Linked DNA regions of Homo sapiens: region 2 is linked to region 1. A link is an interaction called in ENCODE POLR2A ChIA-PET data of the cell type or tissue named here. Cell type or tissue: endothelial cell of umbilical vein. All regions are shown on one strand.

Region 1 (4,000 bases):
TCCCCAGCTCAAGCTAAAAGGCTTTATTTCTTCCGTCAGGGGCTACAAGGCCTTCATGGACTGGGAGAAGGGGGTGGGGGACCCATTTCCTTACTATGTCTGCAGAGCTGCCTGTTCTGAGGTTGAAATTGACTGCCTGACAGGTGCTCACAAGGTAAGTCAAGTCTAACTTTCCTCTTGGCAAATCAAAACAACAAAAGTGTGTTGTATAGTAAATAGCCCAATTCCATTATGTAATTCTCTTATAACAAGAACAAGATTCTTTCAATTCCATGGGAGGGTCCAGAGATCTAGCCTTATCCTGAATTTCCACTTAAAAAGACAATATAGTAGTCAAAAATGAATTGCTGATGACAGTCTAAAATGTATTAAATTTCTTATTTCATTTAGACAACAAAATCACTTTCCAAGATTTCTCCCCCAAAAAAGCTTCTATTTATAAAGAAAAAACACATTTTCTAATCTGAAGGAATAACTAACTTAGTAAATAGTCTTGAGCAAACATTTTGAAAGCACATAGCAATGTGCTGTTTCTCCAAAGTCAATTATCCAAAAAGTATTACTGGAACAGATTTTGGGGGAAGAGAGGTATTAAAATAATTGTTACATTTTCTATTTAATTGAACAGCCAAGAAACCACACATTGGAGACAGGGAATCATACTTAACCCAAAATTAACAACTTGCATTATAAAGGATGCAATTTTACCCAAGGGCCTTGGAATAAATCCCTAAAGATATGAAACTTATGAGGATCTTCCAGAATTTATGATGCTAGAAAAGTCAAAATGTGGTCTTTTCTGTGCCTTTCAGTTTACATTTACAGTTTAAGGTTCAATAATTTCAGTATCACTTTGATCCCTTAAAATAGTTTATTTCTTAAAGAGGCAAAACTTCTTTTAACTAAAGAGAAATCAGAGAAATTCAGTGACAGGCCTGTTGCAGCTGGCCATTTGTGGTTGGTGAACTAAATCATCCATCAACTCAGTGTTAGTGCACAGCCATCTCTTTCCACTGTCCAGCACTTATAGTGCAAAACACACCAGGTTTCAAGGTAGAAGTAAACTGAAGGCCCACTCTGAGGTGTGTCCAATCTCCCTCCCTATCCAGGTTGAGGATAGATGAAGGCTGGTCCCAATGCCCAGAGTAGGTTGTCCAAGAGGCCAAGGTTTGAGTCAAAAGAGAATTGCCAAGTCCAAAAGGCTAGATAGAAAGTAGGAGCCCAGGTATTGAGCCCAAACAGAGAATGATGATCTTGTCAGAGCAAGCACTGGGAAATGGGGGGCAGAAGGGAAGCCCTGAGACACTCCGGAGATAGGCCACAGGCACTTAGGGGCTTTTAGTGGCTCCTTAATAACCTGCAGGCCCATGCCCAGTGCCAAAACAAGGGCCAGATTCATGTGATGCTTCTCAGAGAAGGAAGTAGATTAGCAAATCAAAGGTGGTCTCAACATTTGCCATGAATACCTTCCAAGATCTTGCAAATCCACAAACTCATACATGCCAGTATGGCTCTAGGATTTTCACAGTAAAATGGCAATAGTACCACCTGCCACAGATTATCATGAGGACTACATGAGCTCATAAATTATATTCCAACAACAAATTCAGGTTGAGAATCAGATGAACAACCAGGCACAACAATTATTTACCAAGTGACTCACTCAGACACACTAGCATGTCATGGACTTTGGAGTCACTTAAGAGGAGTCAAAACCATGAATGTACAAGATCTTCCAGGGTCATGGACAGTCCTGGCACTAAATTTGAAGAGTTCAGCAGGCATCTTAACAGCTCTAATGTTGACAGGGTTCAATGCAGTGTTAATTAGCCAGCAGGAGTTCTGGAAAAACTGGAGATCATTTGAGTATACCTGAAAATGATACTTTTAATTCAAATTTTTATGGTGAGGTAATTTTTATTTTGGGCAGAAAATCAGAACGGACATCATCATGGATGCATGTTGCAGCCTAAATCCAGCCATTGATATTGGGCAGGTAGGTGCTGGCCCATCTGGGCAGATGCCCCTTCCTGGGAGTCATTTCAGGGTAGGTAAAGGCCTTCTAAAAATGACACAATGTCACAAAGCTTGAAATTGTCCCCCTCCAGATTGAAGGTTTGTTTATTCAGGGAATGGGGCTTTATACCACTGAAGAACTGAAATATTCCCCAGAAGGTGTCCTGTACTCTCGGAGCCCAGATGAGTACAAAATTCCAACCATCACTGATGTCCCAGAGGAGTTCAATGTCTCCTTGCTGCCATCATCACAAACCCCACTAACCATCTATTCGTCTAAGGTAAGCATCCAAACCTACCACTGCACGGTGTCATGGATCGGGTAGCACAGGACAGATGAAAGCAGGTGGACAAAATAGTAAATCAATGTTAACTGTTATCAGGAACAAATCATTATAGACTGCTAGAATTTGGAGATGACTCACCCATGGCAATCGTGAGCCAAGAATTTTAATAATTTCCTCTTTCACTGAAAACTCTAAAACTCGCCAAAAAGCTTTGACTTCTTAATAGAATAACACTTTTACTTAAGACCCTGAAGACTATAATATTAAACAGGATTGGAGGCGCAATGCGACTGAAATCCTAGCAGTGGCAGCATGGACAGAACCCTGGACTGAGGTCGCAGAAGACCTGCGTTCCTGCCACAGCCCTATCCCCTCCCCATGGTCTTAGGCAAATCACTCACCTCTGAGGGGCTCAGGGTCCTCACCATACCCAGAAATGCATCTAGAACAGTGGTTCTCAACTGGGAGTGGGGGAAGTGGGGGAAGTGATTTTGTACAAGGCAGCCCCCGACCCCATTACAAAGAATTATCTGGCACAAAATGTTACTAGCATCAGAAAGCAAAGACATCAACCCTTAATAATTGCTAAAGTAATGAAACTGCAAATTAAAATAAAGATCATTATTTGTTTGCCTTGCTCTATGCAGATTACGTGAAAACCACCCTCAGAGTAAGAACTTCATCTAGGGTTGAGATGTATTGTTAAAGTTTCTTGACTCCTCTTAAGATATTAAAATATTTCCTGGCCATGGTGGTGCACATCTATAGCTCCAGCTACTCAGGAGGCTGAAGCAGGGGATTGCTTGAGCCCAGGAATTCAAGACCAGCCTGGGTAATCAATAAATAAGATCTTTTGGGAGACTTCTTGCTAGTACCCATCCTCCAAAAAAAAAAAAAAAGTATCCAACTCCATCTGTAGAAATTTCATCATGTCCAAACTGGATCCCACTGTCAGCCCAGGAACACCAGGAACTTCCTCTAGACCTATAGTGATGAGGTCAGGGCAAACCTGAAAGGAAGGACAATCAATGGGGCCTTTGGATTCTCATCGAACTGGAAATCACTCTAAGGGGAAAAGGCAAAAGGGAGCTAAGAGCCCACAGAGAGCAGCTTTTAAGCCACCAAGAGTAACACAGGGCAGAAAGGACTCTTGAGTCCTTGTAGTTGCAGACAGCCACTCACAAGCAGACACTCAGGAAAATCATGGGTTTGCAGGTCCCACATGGAGGGTACTATGTAGAAACAACAGAGAGCTACCAGGCACCGGGAGCTGTGCTAGGTGCTTTTGCGTTTCCTGATCCTTGCAACACCCAATAAAGTTGGCATCACTGCCCACACTTCACTGACAAAGGAACAGAGGAGATTATCTCACTTACCCAGAGAAACATGGGGAGTAAGGGCCAGGATTCAGACTCAGTCTCACTAACTTAAGGGTCACAAATTGGTGGTCTACTGGCTAAATCTAGCCTGAAGATGTACTTTTCTTTGGCCTACACAGTGTTTTTACAAGTCAGGGAATTTTACTTTAAAATACAGATATCTAAATTCTCTTGAGAAAATGGATGATCTGGTAATTTTGGCTGCATTCTTGGAAAGGCAACAACTAACTACAACCAAAGAACAGCTGCCCTTATAGACAGGACATGGGGGTGCTCTTCCTCACCTTACTTTCCACTGCTCCTTATTGTCCTTCATCT
Region 2 (4,000 bases), 960 kb after region 1:
ATTATAACGTATAGTGATGGAATACAGGCAGGTTTTGTTTTGAAAAAGCTTCCACAGTTGATTTTGAACCCCTGTGATAAGGATAAGGGCCATTGATATAACATGAGAAGTGAATAATAGAGAAAGAAAGTGTTAGCAAAACACAGAGTAAATAATCCTTCAGAGATGGATAGGTGAAAGAGAACCAATATAGTCAAAGAGGGCTTTATTTTCATGATAAAATGACTTTTGTCCCAGAATGAGGATGGGAGTGGGAGTGTTTCAGGAAGGAAATATAAAGCATATGAAAGCTACATCCAGGGAAACTGAACTCTGACTCTCAACAATTCTAAGCTGATCTGGTGGAAAATTTTTTTATTAATTGAGGCCATATTGAGGTGAAAGCTGTATCTCATTGGGATATTTGAGAGGTCAAACCTTCACAGCTAAAGCTAGATCAGTTTAAAGACCTTGTAGGTCTTTTCTTTAGTCTGGTTTCACAGCAGGCTCAAATGTAGAAAGCCTACATCAATCAGTTCCTGGGTCACTCTGAGGGGTGAAATCTGTTTAGATCAAGAGACAGACCCAAAGATTAAGAGGATTCTAAACCTACAAGGGGCCAGCGTGGTGGCTCATGCCTGTAATCCTAGCACTTTCGGAGGCCAAGGCAGGCCAATCACTTGAGGTCAGGAGTTCGAGGCCAGCCTGGCCAACATGGTGATATCCCATCTCTACTAAAAATACAAAAAAAAAAAAAAAAAAAAGTAGCCGGTGTTGTGGTACACACCTGTAATCTCAGCTACTCAGGAGGCTGAGGCATGAGAATCACTTGAACCTGGGAGGTGGAGGTTGCAGTGAGCCAAGATTGCGCCACTGCACTCCAGCCCCAGTGACAGAACGAGACTCTGTCTCAAAAACAAACAAACAACAACAACAATAAAAAAAACCTATAAGGGACTTTGGAGTCATTATAATTTTTCTAGAGCCTTTCAGGGTAGAAACAAAATGAAATCACATATTTCGATGGGATTTGAAAGGTGAATGTCTCAGGACCAGTTTTAACATACATCTATATCCTAGTGTGGTGCTAACTTCCTAGGATTCCACCTAACTAGTTTTATGTAAGGGTGGACTAGTTAACATTTGAGAAAATCCTGTAACTGATTCCTCTCAGCATTTGCTAAGGTAACCTAAACACCTGGCATAAAGTCTAGCATGAATCCAGGCTGGGTAACACCCCTGCCTTACAGGTGTATGCCATTATACAGAAAGCCAGGGCTTTAAAGAGCTCTGTTTAACTCATAGTCAGCATGCATCCAATAAATTTTGACAACTACTGAATGAGTAGCATCTGATAGAGTCTCAACTTTAGACAGTTTCATAAAATGAATACAGTTTATTCATCTTGATAAGGCCCTAAAGGGAAACTGAATCCACAGAAAACTCAATTTATCTACAGTCATACTTTCCTCTGTCATTTCCCTGAAGAAAATTAAATTTAATTAGACACAGGTAAATATTAAATTACTGGAGTTCCAGATCTTGTGGTGGCATAATCCATACAAACAACTATGATCCTTGGCTTTCCAAATGTCCAAAGAGGTATACATGGGAGCTTACCACTTCAAAACAAGTAGCAAGCTTTAGCAAAACTTTTGCGTAATTATGAAGTCGTCTGATTGGCAAGAAAAACAAAGTATTCAGTATTTCCATCAACTGAGTGTTTTCGTCATTCACTTCTGACAAATCTTGCAACAGCTCTTGGTTTTTATTTAGGAAATCACTAGAGGCAGAGGAAAAAAAAATTTAGTTAATCATTTTGGAATTGGTAATATGTACATTAAATAAAAAATTTCACTAGAAAGTACCTCTTTCAGAATGCACATTTTTTAGGTGCTGTGAAAGTAGAAATACAATGAAATAAGCCAGATATAATTAAAAGAATTTCCCTATCTATAAGACAGGATTTTTAGTATGAAAAGTAGCAAATGGTAGCAATACAAACGGTTAATCACAGACTTGTGCCTATATTCTAGGAAATGAATCATGCATCCAACAATTTAAGATGAATAATCAGAGACCAGCTGACACCATTACCTGTTAATTTCAAAGCCAAAAGTCACAGCAATAAATGGCAAGACTAATTGTTCTAGGCAGCTGTGCTAAATAGAAACACTGGAAGAAAAAGCAAAGCTCCTTGCTCCAACAGAATTAGTGTGGATATTAAAACACTTCTAATTTCTTCTTTTTTCCTTCAATTATTGATCACCTAACAAGAGTTTATTATAGGAAAGTAATAAAAAGCTGCAAGAACTAGTATTACAGTTAACAAGAAACAATAAAGATGATTATATGTGAAGATTTCAATGCTGAGATCTTCAAAAGCATTTCAAACTGAAGCCAAAAATTAGCTAATATTCAGTTTTTAATAAATTCATTGTTAAAATTTTATTCCAAATTTTAATGCTGATCAATAACCCATTCAGGCTTAGCTCACCAAACCAAAATACTTAATGGTAAAGCAGTAAGAGTTGGTGAGCTGGGTGCAGTGGTTCACACCTGCAATCCCAGCACTTTGGGCTGCCAAGGTGGGTGGATAGCTTGAGCCCGGAAGTTTGAGACCAGCCTGAGCAACATAATGAAACCCTGTCTCTGCAAAAAATACAAAAATTAGCCAGGCATGGAAGCGCACACCTGTAGTCCCAGCTGCTCAGGTGGCTGAGGCAGGAGAATCATTTGAGCACAGGAAGTTGAGGCTGTAGTGAGCCGTGGTTGTGCCACTGCACACCAGCCCGGGTGACCAGCCTGTCTCAAAAAAAAAAAAAGATCTTAGATAAAGTGCCCAGATTTTATTTATATTTGGCTGGTGCTAATGTTCCTACTTCTTTCTCCACGTTCTACTGCAGAGATCAGCTGAGGACTTATTTAATTTTACACAAGTGTTCTGCTTTGACCTGCTCCTGAGAGACGGAGGTAAGATATAGTGAACACAAACTCCCTTGGACCATATTTCTCCTCAATACCCAGTACCCAGTCTACAGTAGACCAGAAATGTTCCAACTCTTGTGAACTCCATTACTTTCCAGGACTCACTCATGTCCTTACCTATAATCTTCCCCGAAAGAGGCCAAGCTACACTCCTAAGAAATCTGAACCAGAAACCATCTCTGATCAGCTTATCTTTTCTTGGGAGTTTTTAATCTAATAGTGGCAATATCACTCTTTCCTTATATGGCAAGGTCTGTACTTTTTACTCAGATTTTTAAAATAAAAAAATATTAAAGGTAGAAACAACCTAAGTGTCCATCAGCAGATGAACTGATTGATAAAATGTGGTAATGTGTACATACAAGAGAATATTATTCAGCCATAAAATGGAATGAAATTTTGACGTATGCTACAACATGAATGAACCTTGAAAATACTATACTTAAAGAAATAAGCCAGACACAGAACGACAAATAAATACGTGATTCGACTCATATAAGGTACCTAGAACAGGCAAACTCAAACAGAGAGGAAGTAGAATAGAGGTTACCAGAGCCAGGCAGGCAGGGGGAGACAGTATGGGGGGAGTTATTATTTATCATGCACTGAGTTTTTCTCAGAGATAATGAAAAAATAGTGATGGTTATACAACATTGCGAATGTATTTGATGCCCCCTAAATTGTACACTTATTAGTGTACAATTAAGATTAAAATGATAAATATGACATTACATATATTTTATCACATTAGGAAAAAAACTTGCATAATAATCAAACCACCAGGCAAGCCTGATGTGAGCAGCTGAGTGATCAATTAGATGAATGATAAGTGCTTGTGCATCATCATCCAAGATCCACTAACAGCCATGTGGGCAGCCTAGCTGTGCTTTAGACATTCTCAAACTCTCCTCTGAAAATGAAATCTTTACGGTAATTTTAAATATTGACTTTGTAAACAGAAGTTGGAAAAAGATGTCATTGCTGCCTTTAACTATGTAAAACCCAGGCTCTGGGCATGGTGCTGTGCAAAAGG

Evidence for each region. Peaks named below come from ENCODE experiments on the same cell type or tissue, not always from the same donor. Only the 100,000 strongest peaks of a DNase experiment are listed, where the experiment ranks them.
Region 2: POLR2A ChIA-PET joins it to region 1 with 9 read pairs; 1 of 35 experiments calls an interaction of 5 or more read pairs at or near these places.

The regions. Positions count from the first base shown.
Region 1 is chr2:200,775,819-200,779,818 of GRCh38, forward strand. It overlaps the pseudogene AOX3P-AOX2P and the pseudogene AOX2P. Among named protein-coding and RNA genes, the nearest start is that of BZW1, 34 kb to the right of the region's middle. In endothelial cell of umbilical vein, no CTCF peak of the experiment used is centred here; a DNase peak (open chromatin) is centred at 2,473; H3K27ac peaks cover 458 bases.
Region 2 is chr2:201,731,677-201,735,676 of GRCh38, forward strand. ALS2 (alsin Rho guanine nucleotide exchange factor ALS2) reads right to left here. Exons shown (of 34, transcript NM_020919.4): 13 at 1,600-1,762. Among named protein-coding and RNA genes, the nearest start is that of MPP4, 35 kb to the left of the region's middle. In endothelial cell of umbilical vein, no CTCF peak of the experiment used is centred here; a DNase peak (open chromatin) is centred at 2,065; H3K27ac peaks cover 2,453 bases.